Linked DNA regions of Homo sapiens: region 1 is linked to region 2. A link is an interaction called in ENCODE POLR2A ChIA-PET data of the cell type or tissue named here. Cell type or tissue: GM12878. All regions are shown on one strand.

Region 1 (8,000 bases), 56 kb before region 2:
CAGCCTCCCAAAGTGCTGGGATTACAAGCATGAACCACTCTATCCAGCTGATTCCATGTTCTCTAACACCCTATCCACACAAATCTGAGATGGGCTCAAGGATGACCACAGGCCTTGGAGATCTCTGCAGTGAGCATCTGTGCGGCTGAATCTGAGTAAAGGATTCTGCTTCAGGCTGCTGGCCAGCAGGTGTCTCAGGAGCAGGCTGGTGGAGGGCAGCTATGGAGAGACATTAGCTCTGCCTGCACTTACAGCCTGAGGACCAAGCAGGCTCTGGAGGCAGAGAAAGGCCTCAGCAAAGAAGGGCAGGTCGACCTGCAAGGAAGAGTGAGTGGAGGGAATGGGGCGGGGCACCCACAGCCTCTGCTAAGGTCTCATGGCACTTAGCAGGGTCCTCAGCGTCTGCTAAGAGCTCAGGAAATGGTACCTGCTCTCATTCAGACCGTTTCCATCGTTATTACCAAGCCAGTGCCAGCTTTGCCTCTCATAGCTGTGCATCTTTAGGCAGGTTACTTGGCTTCTCTGAACCTCAATTTCTTATCCTATTAAATGATAAGAACCTCAGTTTCTTATCCTATACGATGCATGGGTCTCAATGGAAACAGTTCCGCCCCCTTAGGTCGACCTTGGAAATAGGGTAGGAGGGCATTTTTAGTTGTTCCAGTGGCCAGGGGTGCTACTGGCATTTAGTGGCCTGGAGCCAGAGATGCTGCTAAATGCTCAGTGCCCAGAACAGCCACCCCACCTCCAAGAATTGTCCTACCCCAAATGTCAATAGCACCCTGTCAAACAACAATACATGTCACATGTTTAACATACAAGTTCTGCGAGATGTTCAGTGAAGTTTGCGGAAAGGATAGTGAGCTGGGAGATGAGGCTTGGAATCAGAGCAGGGCTTGAGGGGGCTGCAGAGGGGTTGGGCATGGGAACACGAGGTGCTACAGAGACACTGGCACCCGGCTAGGCACACAGAGAAGGCAGTGGGAAACGGGGACGTGCCAGGGGGCCAGGCCATGGAGATGATGCTGCATCCTGGGAGAAAGAGCCAAGTGGGGCTGCTGAGTAACTTGGCTGTGGCTATTGCCTTCCTGTAGGTTGCAAAGCATTTTTCCGGGCAAGGTGGAAGGTGTTGCCAAGCCCTGCCCACTACCCAGCGCTGGCTCAGCTGGCCCAGAGCTGCAAGTCAGCCCTCAGACCCTGGGTGACTCCTGAGCAGGCTGCACCAGCATCCCCCTCCTCCCTCCCAATAAACAGGACAGTCCTTCCTCTCCCGTGTGACATTGCACTGGTTCTCCAGCCCAGGGTCTCTGAGAAATTAGGCAAATTCATTAAAAAGAGTTTTATATTTGCAGAAAGACATTTTCAGCCTGAGTCTGGGGCTCCCAGTGGTTCCCTAAATTTGAGGGATGGAGGAAGACTTCCCTGCCCCACCCCAAGCCTCCCGAGCCTGGTGGATTGGTCCCTGTCCCCAGCCAACCTGGTGGCAGGGTGGGGCTTCCGTGCTAATAACCCCCCTTTTTCCTTCTTGTTAGACCTGCTCCCCTCAAAAGCTTCGTGCCAACAGAGAGGTTCCTGTTTGAACCCAGGAGAGTGGAAGAGAGATTGGGACTGAGTGCTGAGGTTGGGAAGGCACCTGCTCCCACAGAAGGGGGAACGCAAGAGGCATCCCAAGACCTCATCTGCCTGCAGTGTCAAATCGATGGCCTGGCCTTGGCTTCTGATTATTTGCAGCTGCGATGGATGTTTACAGGAACCCAGCCAGAGTTTGCCTCCCTGCACTTCATCCCGGAGCGCACCTGCTTCCCCCACTTCACCTTCGGAGAGGACACTTCAAACTGCGGACACACGCAAAAGCGACTCCCAGCTCCGTTTGATGTGAGTTGAGCCTTCAGGCCAGCTGGGTTTAGCCCGAGGCTGGTCTTAGATGCAGCGACTGTTTCAGGGGTGACTCAGAAGAAAAAGAAGCTGAGGAAGCTGTTGGGGGGCTGAGGGTGGGATTCTCGCTCCTTCATTTCAGGTTACTCGTTCTTCAGCAAGTTGGCAAAACAGACATCATGCTGGTGAGTGCCACGTTACTCCCCTGGCTGGAAATGCTTTTCTGAAAGTATGAGTGTTGTGCCTACTTAATTCTGATAAACCTGTCTAAGCAATACTTAGGAGGCTTACTTCTTTGGATTAAAAAAAAATGTATGCAACTCCAACCCCTGGGGCCCTGCCTTTTTTTTTAACTTTGAGATTCGGGAAAGGAGTTCTAGGCAGAACCTTGTGGCTGACAAACAGCAGAAGATCCAGTGGGGTTGAGAGAGTCTGCCCCAGTCGGGCTGGCGTGAAAGTCCCAGGCTGGCCCCCTGCCCCACTCCACAAGCCAGGGACAGCATTTGGGGTGTGGTGGGAAAAGCCTGAAGGCCAAGCTGGAAACCAGGCCTGAATCCCATAGAAGTGGGGGTGGGTATCCCCTGTGTCAGGCACATGGTAGACCTTCATTAAAGATAGGGGGGAAGGGCTTGGCATGGTGGCTCATGCCTGTAATCCCAGCACTTTGGAAGGCCGAGGCGGGCAGATCACTTGAGGTTAGGAGTTCGAGACCAGCCTGGCCACCACGGTGAAACCCCATCTCTACTAAAAATACAAAAAAATTAGCCAGGCATAGTGGCGCACACTTATAGTCCCAGCTACTCGGGAGGCTGAGGCAGGAGAATTGCTTGAAACCAGGGAGGCAGAGGTTGCAGTGAGTTGAGATCATGCCACTGCATTCCAGCCTGGGCAACAGAGCAAGAGAGGGATTAAATGAGTGGAATTGGGAGCTTGTAGTTTCACGGAATACAAGCAGTAATTCTCTCCAGTTTGCAGAGCACTTGATTTCAAAGCACCTTCACATACACACCAAGTGAAGCAGGGTTCAAACGATTGACCCCTTTCTACAGGCGAGGAGACTGAGGTGTGGGAGAGTACAGGCGGCAGAACTCTGGGGGGAGACAGTTGGAGCACCACTTGCCCTCAAGTGATGCTAAAGAAAGAAAAGCTACGAAATCTGAAAAGAAGACATTTGAGAGCCCCAGGGAAAAAGGTGAGCGTCAGGAGGGAGACATTTGTATGCAGAGAGAGGCCTGCGAGGAAGAGTGACCATTTGGAAGGTGCGTGGACTTACAATCCACTGGACATGGAATTGCACTATCATGCCCTGATTCCTCCGAGCAGCGCTTTACCACCTGACAAATGGGGTTCAGGGGCACTTCCGGCACACTGTGCCTGTCCCTGCAGAGAGGTCCTCCAAAGAAGTCAGAAGTCCATTCCTTTATAGGAGTGTGACTATAAGTATCACTTAGATCTGTGACACGGAGACAGTAATTTATCCACATCTTACGATGACTGTGCGTTAACTACGAAAAGATGCCCCTCTGGGTTAAAAGGCTCCACACCAGGACTCCCAGTTTGGCAAGCAGAACCCAGACTGGTTTGCAGCCCCCATGTTCCCCCTTGTCCCAGGTGCCTTTGTGCAGTGTACAGACTGGCCAACCTCACCTGGCAGCCCTGTCCAAAGAGTTTTTTTAATTTGCTAAAATATAAGACTCACCAGGGCAGGAACATCTTATTCATGACTGTGCTGTCAGTATGTATTTGCAGAATGAATGAAACCGTTAGGTGAGGATTATTTGTTCATTTTATGTTATTGAGCACCTATTATACACAGGCGCCTTGCTGGGTACAGAGGGCACAGCAGTGTACAAAGCGAGATGTTTCCCGCCCTCCTGGAGCTCATGTCCTAGGACAAGAGCAGACTGCATAAATAAGTGAAAAAGATAAAACTAGTGATGGGGTTGGAGAATGGGGCAAGTCCCGAAGGATGAGAAATCAGCCATATGGAGAGCTGGGAAGAACATTCCAGCCAGAGGCAAGAATGAAACACAGATATATGTAATAATGACAGCCAACATGTTATTGAGCTCCAATTCTTAACGTATTAGCTCACCACACCTTCACATAATCCTATAAAGAAGGTGCTGTGGTTATGCCCATTTTACAAATGAGGAGACTGAGGCACAGAGAACTAGCTTGCATAAGTAAGTGGTGAGGTGGGCGTTGAGCCCAGGCAATCTCGTTCTAGAGTCTCTGCCACTTGCCCCTAGACTCTTATCCCTCTTGAGTAGGAGTTTAGCACAGTGTCTGGCACACAGTCATCACTTATTGAGCTAATACTTTCTGAGCGCTTTGAATTTCCCTTGCACTGTGATAAGGGCTTTGCATGTATCTGCTCATTAAATAAACAGTAGTGGCCGGGTGCGGTGGCTCACCCCTGTAATCCCAGCACTTTGGGAGGCCAAGGCAGGCAGATTACCAGCCTGGCCAACATGGTGAAACTCCATCTCTACTAAAAATACAAAAATTAGCCAGGCGTGGTGGTGCATGCCTGTAATCCCAGCTACTTGGGAGGCTGAGGTGGGAGAATTGCTTGAACCCAGGAGGCAGAGGTTGCAGTGAGCCGAGATCATGCCACTGCACTCCAGCGTGGGCAATAAGAGTGAAAACTCTGTCTCAAAAAAATTAAATAAAATAATAAACAGTAGCTATCATTAACAAATCGTTAGTGTTAATAACTGCAGGCTCTGACCTCATTTCATCATCACACAGACCAAAAGCAGTGGGTCAGACCAAAAACCTGGCACATGGCACAGTGGATGATCAGAGCACACCTTAGTGCTCACTCCTGTAGGCGCACACACAGGAGGCCCATGGCCTCTGTAGAGTCTGCAAGTGCAGGGATCCCTTGCAGGGTGACACCTGAGCTATTTACAAGCTGAACCTGGATGGCAGCACCTGATACCCTTTGCAGCCAGTTCGAGGCAGGAGGTGCTTGCCTGTCTGCAAAGATCATCAACCACGCAGCCGGGTCTGGATTCCTCAGACCCTCTTGACACCCAGCTCTCACTTGCTGGGGAGAGGAGCAGAGCTTGGGAATCAGACTGATCCTGTGGGCACTGGGGCTGGTGAGCTGGAGCTGAACAGGCAGCTCCCACTGCCACCAGGAGTAAGCTAAGATGTCTTGAATTGGGGCTTCTGAGCAGACTATGCCCGAGTGAAAAGCAACAGTCGTGCCGGCAGCTCGCTGGGTAGAAAGCGGAGCTTCCAAGTCCCTTTCGGACTCCCTGCAGCCAAGGTGGGACTCCGTCTCCGCTAAAAACCAGCTCACTCCCAGGACAGAGCTGTGTGTCAGAGGCAGAGGCAAACATTCCCCTTGGTAAGCTTTTGGTGCTTCAACCTTTCTCATCCCCAAACAATTAATTTTCCACTGAATTTTAGGAAGCCACAAAGAAAAGTCCTCTCAGAAAAGAGGACTTGAGCCAAGGTGGGCTCTGGTGTGTGCACGCGTGTGTGTGTATGTGTGTGTACGTGCACACACGTGCATGTGCACATGTGGTGAAAGGAGGGTGGGTAGGACAGTAGCAATCCTTGTCACACTGGCCAACAGAATATGGCAGAAGTGGGCTGGGTGTGGTGGTTCACACCTGTAATCCCAGCACTTTGGGAGGCTGAGGCAGGAGAATCACTTGAGGCCAGGAGTTCAAGACCTGCCTGGGCAACATAGTGAGACCCTGGCTCTACAAAAATAAAACTAAAGATTAACTGGGCTTGGTGACTCACACCTGTAGTCCCAGCTATTCGGGAGGCTGAGGTGGGAGGATCACTTAGCCCAGGAGGTTGAGGCTGCAGTGAGCCGTGATCATACCACTGCATTCCAGACTGGGCGACAGAGTGAGACCCTGCCTCTTAAAACATATATATGTAGCAGAAGTAATACTGTGTGACTTCTAAGGCTAGGTTATGAAAAGTGGTCTCTCTCTATCCCCTCCTTTCTTTTTGGGACACCCTCCAACCCAGCCACCATACTATGAGGAAGCCCAACTAGCCCACATGGAGGGGTCCTAGCCAACTATTCCGTAGTGGCACTGAGGCCCCCAGCCAACAGCCAGCATTGCCTGTCAGACGTACAGAAGAATGAGTCTTCAGGTGACACCAGCCCAACCCTCAAGCTGCCCCACCTGACACAGAGTAGGACAGAAGGAGCTGTCCCCGCTGAGCCCTGCTCAAATGACAGATATGTGAGCAGAATAAATGTGAGTGTTGTTTTAAGCCACTATGATTTGGGGTGGCTTGTTACATATTAGATAACCAGAGCAGTGGGTACCCCAAAATGGTAACAGGGTATGAACTCAAACCCTGGACCTGCCTGTGACATTAAAGAGACATTTATAATGTAGTGAAAAAAGACACAGGAAATGAAGCTGTGCTTCCAGTCTGTTCCCCTCTCACCGCCCCATTAGTGTCCCATTAGCTGTTTCCCTGCTAAGGGCTGGTGCATCTGGCCAGGCCTAGCTTTGGCTTTGGCCAACAATGTCAGTGCATTGAGTCCCATAGACAAAAGCAGCTGCCACTGAAGCCCAGCCTGTTGCAATCTGGGGAATTAGCAGGCTGGGGGTTGCCCATCAGTGTCTTCTGAGTGCCCGGTGTGCCCTGTCAAGGTGTCTGGTCGGAGAGCAGGGTGGAGAAGTACTTTCTCTGTGGCCCGGTGCAGTGGCTCACGCTTGTAATCCCAGCACTTTGGGAGGCTGAGGTGGGTGGATCACCTGAGGTCAAGAGTTTGAGACCAGCCTGGCCAACATGGCAAAACCCTGTCTCTACTAAAAATGAAAAATTAGCCAGACATGATGGTGGGTGCCTGTAGTCCCAGCTACTCGGGAGGCTGAAGCAGAAGAATCGCTTGAACCCAAGAGGCGGAGGTTGCAGTGAACCCAGATCGCACCACTGCACGCCAGCCTGGGCAACAGTGAGACTCTGTCTAAAAATAAAAAAAAAGAAGTACTTTCTCCCCAGGGTGGCAGGGGCCTGGGCAGGCAGAATGGGGCTGCCTCTGTCACTCCCTCTGGCCTGGCCGTGGCTGTCCGCAATGTCCTTCAGAGAAGGCCTCGGGGCTCCTGGGTGGACCGCAGCTGCCACCAGGCATCCACCCAACTGGGCGCTAAAGGAGCCTGGAGCCGGGCCTGTGTCTGTCAGCAGAGCAAGATGTGGTTCATTCCGCAGCCGGGCAGGGGCCAACCCTGAACCAGCAGGGGCCGGGTGCCAGGATGCTGAGGCTCATGGGATACAGCCTGGAGAAGAGCTGTGTCCACAAGTACCCAGTTCAAGGTCCAGCGTGGTTAGTGTCCTCAGAGAACATGCTGTAGCGGGAGGAGCCAGGAGAGGGGGTTTAGGCAGGACACTCTAGGAGGGGCAGCTTGACACCTGGGAAGGGTGCTATCAAGATGGGGGGATGGGAGGGGCAGTGGAATGGAGGTGGACGTGCAGCACAGTGCGGGGAGCACAGGGCTGGGGGACAGTGATCTTCATAGTGAGGAGCAGGAGACTTGTCAAGCAAGTTCATCTGAGACAAACCCGGAGCATCAGGGCAGCCACCAAGCCGAAACAGCAGCTGGGAAGGCTTGGAGTCCCCAAAGGAAGCTCTTCCAAGCACTGAGGCTGTGGGATGTGGATGGCCAACTTTCCTGTCCCCTGATCTCTAAGCCTGACCACAGGGACCAAGCTCGCAAAGCCTGGAGGACAGCTCCACCGAGCCCAGGGTGGAGATGAGGGGATGTCTCTGATGACGCATGCGTCCAAGGGTGGTGGCCTAGCCCCACCTGTGTCCCGCCCACATTTTTTGAATGCCACCTTCACAAGGACACTGCCCCCAACCCACTGCGGCTCTCCCCTCCCAAGCCCACCCTGGTTACCCTGTCCAGAGCACAGCTGGGATCATCTCAGGCTGATCCGTGAATCCTGTTGTTGCAGGTGTTCCTGGACACTGAATGGGATGGTGGGCGTCCACATCCTGCAAGGGGGGATGGGACTCAGAGCCAGGTTAGAGGAGAGAGGGCGGCCTGGGGCCCCAGTGACAGCTGCCCCCAAATCCCTCCTTCCACCCAGCCTAGAACGTTGGGGACTTTTCCCCTGGCAAGATACCGACC
Region 2 (8,000 bases):
TCCACAAGACCTGAACCTGACCATGCCTGTGTCGGTGCAGGTCTCTGAGCAGAGCAAGTGACATCCGTCAAACTGTGTGTTTGACTGATGGCAGAGGATGCACTTTGGCACCTGAAGGCACCAGGGTAGAGAGTCTACAGATGAGTGGCAGTGGTACCCAGCCAGGAGCTGAGGCACACCTGGATTTCAGCTGTGGCAGGTGAGGGTGTGGGGATGGAGAGGGAGGGGGCCGGATGTCTCAGAGGCAGAATGACAACCTCTAGCACTGAGTGAATGGGGGCAAAGAGCACGAGGAGGAATGAAGCCCACCCCAGGCTTCCTCTCTGTTGAAACACCTGCATCCTTGTTCCTGCCTCTTAAAGACTCCTGCAGGCCGGGCGTGGTGGCTCACGCCTGTAATCTCAACACTTTAGGAGACTGAGGCGGGCGGATCACCTGAGGTCAGGAATTCGAAACCAGCCTGGCCAACATGGTGAAACCCTGTCTCTACTAAAAATAGAAAAATTATCCAGGTGTGGTGGTGCACGCCTGTAATCCCAGTTACTTGGGAGGCTGAGGCAGGAGAATTGCTTGAACCTGGGGGAGGTGGAGGTTGCAAGTGAGCCGAGATCACACCACTGCACTCCAGCCTGGGCTTCAGAGCGAGACTCTATTTCAAAAAATCAAAAACAAAAACAAAACACAACAAAACACAACAACAGCAACAACAAAAAACTCTTGCAGAGGTGATGAGGATTCCCCGAGCCCAGGTCTGCTTGGGACAAAGTCAGTTCTCTCCTGAGACGGGACCCCTGTCAGGAGAGGTGCTGCTGAAGCCGGTCTTACCCTAGGGATCTGAATTTATTTGTCTCGAGTCAGAAACTAGCATGCCAGCAACCACTAGCACCCAGCAGAACCATCATTAAGGTTGCCATGCTGGGGTCCCCTGGCAAGTCCCAGGGAGAGATGGGGAGTAACTAGGTCTTCCAAGTAAAGAACAGTTGTTCTGGAAAAATTGCCGGTCCTTGCTGCAGTCTCCCAAAACAGATTCTGCTCAGTCCTACCTTTGCACCTTGGTTCCCTGCAAGCCAAGGAAGAATGCTGGGAGCTTGCTCCCTCCCGGTGCTGCTCTCCTGCCTTCTCCCTTTTGGTCTATATTTTAGCCATCCTGCAAAGCTCGAGTTCCCACCTTCATCGCGCTTCCAGCTAACTATAATTTTCTTGCTTTGCTGTGTTTTACAAAACTTGCTGCAACATTATTTGGCAATACAACTTTAACTTTCAAGTTCATAAGCATCATCTCTGCTACCTCTGATTAGATCATACATCTGTTAATGTCTAGGATCAGGTCTTTAATTTTCTGCACTTACCCCAATACCTACACAAGACTGAGCATTTGAAAGACACATTATCAGGCGAGGTGCAGTGGCACACTGCACTTTGGGAGGCTAAGGCAGGTATGTCGCTTGAGCCCAGAAGTTTGAGACCAGCCGTGGGAAACATAGCGAGACCTCATCTCTACCACAAATAAAAAAATTAGCCGGGCATAGTGGTGCATGCCTGTAGTCCCAGCTACTTGGGAGGCTGAGATGGGAGGATGTCTTGAGCCCAGGAGATTGAGGCTGTAGTGAGCTGTGATTGCGCCACTGTGCTCCAGCCTTGGCGACAGAGCAAGACCCTGTCTCAAAAAATAAAATAAAATAATAAAATAGAAGATACACTATTCTAAGACCATTTGAAGGAATGAATGGAGTTTTAGATTTGAATGATCAAGGCAGCCTCCAGTTCCAAATGGATGAAGATTCCTCCCCTACTAGGTTAAAAGTCCTTCTTCATCTCATGCTTTTTGGTGAAAGAGCACTGGATGGGGAGTCCACCATAATTTCTAGCAGGTGCTAAATAAATGATTCAGGAGAAGGAAAGAAAGGAGGCAAGAAAGGGAGAGAAAGAGATCGGTGAATAGGGAGATAGGTGAGTAGAATACAACTGCTATGTATCCAAATTAGGGAGGGACATGGGAGGGTGTATGAGAACCTGGACCTGCTGATGGATTGTTGTAAAGGGGGCTTAGCTGGTAGGAATGCAGGGAAATACTTTGACATGTAAATACATGGGAAATATATGGGTGATTAGGTAGGTAGAGAAATGGATTAACTGATAAGTAGACATGAGTAAATAAGTGTATAAGTATGTAGACAGTAGATATAAATAGATAAATTGAGAAGTAGATTACCACCATAAGACAGGGCGAGAGGCTGGGCACAGTGGCTCACGCCTATAATCCCAGCATTTTGGGAAGCTGAGATGGGTGGATTGCTTGAGGTCAGGAGTTTGAGACCAGCCTGGCCAACATGATGAAACCCTGTCTCTACTAAAAATATAAAAATTAGCTCGGCATGGTGGCAGGCGCCTGTAATCCTAGCTACTCGGGAGGCTGAGGCAGGAGAATTGCTTGAATCTGGGAGGCAGAGGTTATAATGAGCTGAGATCACGCCACTGCATTCCAGCCTGGGCTACAAAGCAAGACTGTGTCCCCCCCACCCAAAAAAAATTAAAAAAAAGACAGGGTGAGAATAATGATAATAATAATAAAAAGAAGTAGATATAGGAAGGTAGGTACACAGATCAGGAAAGTTGGAGGGCAGGCAGGTAGGTGGATGGGAAAGTAGACAGTAAGGAACGCAGGTGAACTGCTCAAGGTCATAGCAACAGAGAACAGAAACCGTGACTGGTTGGAGAAGTGCCAGGCTTGGGGGCAAGCTGTGTTTGGAACAGGCTGGCCTGGGAAAACCCATGGGGAAATGCCAGCTTCCGGGTACAGGTGTGTCTCCTTCTGTGGTTCCTGGGGTAGAGGGCCAGAGAAGCAGTCCAAGATGAAAGGCACGAGTCTTCCTCGCCAACACATCCCCCTCCCTGAGGCAAAGGAGACTCCCAAAATCAGAACAGGGGCTGGTTCTCAGGAAAGGAAGCCCAGAAGGTGAGAGGGCACAGCCTCTCTCCTCTCTGGTGTGTCACAGCTCTGGTTTCTCACATCCTAAGGGCCAGATGGGGAAGGAAGCTGGAGGAAGGGAGCTTAGCGATCCCTAAGGGTGGGGTGTTCCTCCCTTTCCAATAAATCAGGCGACTTCCCAGAGGGAGCCTTTGTTCTGTCATTCCTAGAACTGAGACCTCATGGGCAAAAATGTCACGCAATGAAATCAGAACAACAAAAACAACCAACAAAGTAGAGTCAGAGGAATCAATAAAATGTAAGACCCTGGCAGGGGTGCCCTACAGCCTCTGAGAAAGTATGCAAAATGGGCCCCTTTGTGCCTCGCATTCCATGGTCAAACCCAAGGCCAGCTGAGGTTGCCCCCACTTACAGTCATCTTTCCACCATGCACGTTGGGCTTGTGGTTGCCTCAGACGCCAGCCTCAAGGCTGAGTCAGAACCAGCTTCCTCTTGCAGGGAGTGTATGGGGCTTACACTGAATGGTGTCCCTGAGCCCTTAGATCAGTGACTCTGAATGCTATTATCATCTCCACTTTATAGATGGGGAAACTGAGGCGGGGCGCCCGGGAAGTGCTCAAAGTCATACCTCTTGGAATTGGGAAGGCAGGACAGGCACTCAGGCTGTCTGAGGACATGGCCCATGTGCCAGTTCAACTCGAGGGCAGGGGCCACATTGATTTGTTTCTCAAATATGCACAGTACCCAAGCACTCAGCACTGCATTTTGCATGGGGTAGGTGTCTAGATATTGTCTGGGGCCCCCAGACTGCAGTAATTATTTTTCTTGGTGCCTCAAACCCCTGGTTTATCTTCTTCCTGTTCCATTCTCCTTGCTGTTAGACTCAGAGTGGTCTGATATTTATACAGTGCGACCTAATGCCAAGCACTGCCTTGGAAGGTTTCTACCTACCATCTCATTTAACCCTCACTAGAGCCCTGGGAGATTCGTATCATTGCTCCCATTTCAGAGATGAAGAAACTGAGATTCCGAGTGGTCTAGTCATGTGGCCAAGGTCACATGGTACGTAAGGAGCAGAACATGGCTTCAGATCCAGAGCTGTCCAGCTGTCCAGCCTCCAGCCTGGTTCTTTTTCCATCATCACCCATCCTAGCTCCCCCTTCTTTGGCCTCTGATAGATGTTGTTCAGATGTTGTGACCCACTGTTGACCAGGGACTGCCTAAATGTTTGCTTTAACTTCCCACTGAGGCACCTGAGTTCCTCCAGGGCAAGGACTTTGACTCTTGGGACTCACTGGAACTTTCCTGGGGCTGGATGCACACAGGTTGCTCAGTGTAGCACAGAGCGAAACCCCTAAGCTCCCATCTCCAGAACTGGGCTTTCTGCACAATTGCACCTAAGGCACTGCAATATCTGAAGGGGACTTCTGAATCATCAGGCTGGTTTCAGTTTGAAGACTGCCACCCTATTTGGGGTAGATTTACGGTAGCCCCTTGGGTTGTTTAGAAGAGGAAGCTAAAGCAGTACTTTTTTTTTTTTTTTTTTTTTTTTTTTTGCAGGAAGTACTGCAATTGGCCAGGACTCATGAGACCCCATAGTCTCCCTCCTCAGGTCATGACCAGAGGCAAATCATTAACTTCTCTGTGCCTCAGTTTACTCATTGGTAAAGTAGGAATAATGGCATTACATGAACTATCCATTCATCCATCTACCCACTCATCAACGCATCCATCCACTGAACATTCAACAAATATATATTGCATACCTACCCTGTGCTCAGGCCCTGTGCTAGGTATTTGGGACATATTGTGATCAAAACATAGATCCATGTCCATGTGGAGTTTATTTTCCAGTGGGAGGGTCAAACAATAAACAACACACACGTAATACAAAAGTAAGATATACAGAAGGTGGGGAGCCAGGCGCAGTGGCTCATGCCTGTTATCCCAGTACTTTGTGGGGTGGGCGGATCACTTGATGTCAGGAGTTCAAGACCAGCCTGGCCAACTTGGAGAAACCCTGTCTCTAAAAATACAAAAATTAGCCAGGCATAGTGGCACAAACCTGTAATCCCAGCTATTTGGGAGGCTGAGGCATGAGAACTGCATGAACCTGGGAGATGGAAGTTGCAGTGAGCTGAGATCTCACCACTGCACTCCAGGCTGGGCGATAGAGCAAGACTCTGTATCAAAAAAAAAAAAAGTGGGGAAAAAATCAATCTGGGGAGGGGGCTCAGAGTGTGGAGGGAGGAGTTGCAATTCTAAATGGCTTGGTCAGGGCAGGCTTCATTGATAAGGTGCAAAGAATAGAAGGAATTTAGGAGGTTGACCAAGAAAATGCTTAGAGAACAGTGCTCCAGGCAGAGGGAACGGCATGTGCAAAGGTTCTGAGGCAGACAGTGTGCTGAGCGTGTCTAAGGAACAGCGAGGGTGCCAACATGGCTGGAGTAGATGAACAAGGCAGACAGGAGTAGGGGATGAGAGCAGGGAGCTGATGAGGTAGGAAAGGCCTTGTGGGCCATTGTCCAGATTTAGCTTTTTCTCTGAGTAACGTGGGAGCCAGTGCAGCGTTTAGCACAGCAGAGGGCCAAGGTCATTATAGAGTGGTTGAGAGGGAGGGTCACAAAAACCCCACATGGATGATTTCCTTTTCCGAACCCCCATCAAAATGAAAGTCAGTGCCCTTTGTTTACAAACCATGCAATTCTCTTGCCCTGTCCTCTTTCTTCCCCTCTGAGAGCTGCCCAGCAGCAGCACACCTGCCCACTGTCGCAGGTCAAGCCTGGCAGCCCTGGAGGGAAGCTGGCTGGAGGGCAGAAAGAGAAAGCAGGAAAAGAGCAACTTGCCCTGCACCCCTCCCAGCTCCCCGAAGACCACACTGGGCCCCGAGTGCAGTTCCACTTTCTGGAGTCACGTGGGATCAGAAATAAATATATTACCTCCCGAGGGAGGAAACAGAGTTAAATAACAGGAACCAGCACTCTCGGAAAGAGGGGGTGGGAGGGGCTGAAGTGTCCGGCAGTGAAGGCACATGTGGCTGGGGCAGGAGGGGCTGCAGCCAGGGAGAGAGGAAGGTTCTGGCTTCTCCCCCAGGTGGCATCTGTGCCACCATCAAGACCACACTGGCTGTCTGCGCCCCTGTTGAGAAGCCAAGGGAGAATGTTTGGGTGGTAAAGATGCCCCTTTGCCTAGGTGACTGTTAGGAGGAAGAGAATTAAAGAGGAGTCCAATAGACGATGGAAACCACTTGGGTGAGAATTTGACCACAAGAAGAACCAGCCCTGTAGAAATGTTGTCTTGGCAGGAAAGCTGGTAAACAACACTGCCCTGGTGCCCAAGATAAGGCCGCCAAAATGCATTTGATGCCCTGAAGGCTAAGTTGAAGATCAAAGCTTGTCTGTCTTCAAATCCAGTCTTCACCGCTTCCCACCTGGGGGACCTGGGCAAGTTGCGTCACCCCTGGGCAGAGTCTGTTTTCTTCTTTAAGTGTTAAATAAGGATGGGGATCAAAGGGCTCAAGGTCAAGGGAGAAGTAAGAGGGTTCTAGATTGCGCTTAGGCTGTTTCTGGCACACTAAATAATCAATGTCAATCACTGTTATTCTCTCAAGACTTGCATTTCAGAAGGAGATGGAACAAACACCGTCTTTAGAAAGTTATGACCAGGTTGGGTGTGGTGGCTCATGCCTGTAAGCCCAGCAATTTGGGAGGCCAAGGTGGGAGGATCGCTTGAGCTCAGGGGTTCGCAAGCAGCCTGGTCAACATAGTGAGACCTCATCTCTACAAAAAATAATTAAAAAAAAATTAGCCAGGCATAGTGGTGCATGCCTGTAGTCCCAGCTAGTTGGGAGGCTGAGGTGGGAGGATCACTTAAGCACCGCAAATGGAGGCTGTAGTGAGCTGTGATCATGCGACTACACTCCAGCCTGGGCAAGAGAACAGACCCCGTCTCAAAAAAAGAAAGAAAGTTGTGACATTACAATGAAGGGAGGACTTCTTTGTAAGTGGGTAGGAGACGTAAAAAGTTGGAGGAGCCAAGGATGTGAGTGGAAAGAGGACAGTGCAGGCTTGTCTTTCTGGTTTGAGATGATTGTGTGCCACCAACGCTCTTAAAAATAAGGCCTTCATTCTCTCTCCCGTAAGCGAGTTCTTATTCTCTCTTTCTCTCTCTTTCTTTCCCCCACCTTCTCCCTTTTTCTCTTCCTCCATCAGCCTCCACCTTCCTTCCTCTCCCTCCCTTTTCTCCCTGTCTCTGCCTGTCTCTCTGTCTCTTTCTGTGTCTGTCTTTCTCTCCCTTCCTTTCTCGCTCTCCCTCTGTCTTTCGGTTTCTGTCTCTGTGTGTCACACAGACACACACATGCACACACAAGCAAATGCATGCAAACGCACACATGCCCCCCCCCAACACACACAGTGGGCTCTGCTTTCAGCTTTTTCTCTGGCTCCTCCTTTCTCTGCACCCCATTTCTCTATTTTTTTTTTTGAGATGGAGTCTTGCTCTGTTGCCCAGACTGGAGTGCAGTAGCGTGATCTCGGCTCATTGCAACCTCTGCCTTCCCAGTTCAAGCAATTCTCCTGCCTCAGCCTCCTGAGTAGCTGGGACTACAGGCACCCACCAGGATGTCTGGCTGTTTTTTGTATTTTTTAGTAGAGACAGGGTTTTGCCATGTTGGCCAGGCTGGTGTCGAACTGATCTCAGGTGATCCACCTGCCTTGGCCTCCCAAAATGCTGGGATTACAGGCGTGAGCCAGTGCACCCGGCCCCATTTCTCTCATTTTGACTCACACTGATTGTGCCTGCATCCATCTTCCCCACTAGACAGCAGACCCCTTTGAAGGCAGGAGCTGATCTGTCCATCCATGCCCCGTTAATGTTGGTGTATCGTCAGGGCTCAGGGAGTGAACCCAAGCAGGCATTTGGCTGCGTGCCCCTGGGATGGTTCCTTCCAGCAGAGTGGGAAGCACGCCGTTCGCTCCAGCACACCCAGCAACAGAGACAGTGCTCCAAGTTTTCACTGCTCCTGCCAGCTCACTAGACACTTGGATTTCTCACCAGTCTGCCTTCCCATTGA

What was found. Peaks named below come from ENCODE experiments on the same cell type or tissue, not always from the same donor. Only the 100,000 strongest peaks of a DNase experiment are listed, where the experiment ranks them.
Region 1: POLR2A ChIA-PET joins it to region 2 with 10 read pairs; 7 of 35 experiments call an interaction of 5 or more read pairs at or near these places.

The regions. Positions count from the first base shown.
Region 1 is chr16:10,923,092-10,931,091 of GRCh38, reverse strand. It overlaps CIITA (class II major histocompatibility complex transactivator), which reads right to left. Exons shown (of 20, transcript NM_000246.4): 19 at 7,767-7,864; 20 at 1-7,214. The coding sequence ends at 7,789. It overlaps DEXI (Dexi homolog), which reads left to right. Exons shown (of 2, transcript NM_014015.4): 2 at 1,533-2,201. Among named protein-coding and RNA genes, the nearest start is that of DEXI, 15 kb to the left of the region's middle. RefSeq lists an enhancer at 420-469. In GM12878, a CTCF peak has its summit at 176 (motif pointing right); no DNase peak of the experiment used is centred here.
Region 2 is chr16:10,866,655-10,874,654 of GRCh38, reverse strand. It overlaps a transcript of CIITA not described here. Among named protein-coding and RNA genes, the nearest start is that of CIITA, 6.5 kb to the left of the region's middle. RefSeq lists an enhancer at 2,546-3,745. In GM12878, no CTCF peak of the experiment used is centred here; DNase peaks (open chromatin) are centred at 3,394, 4,349 and 5,865; H3K4me3 peaks cover 1,484 bases; H3K27ac peaks cover 2,718 bases.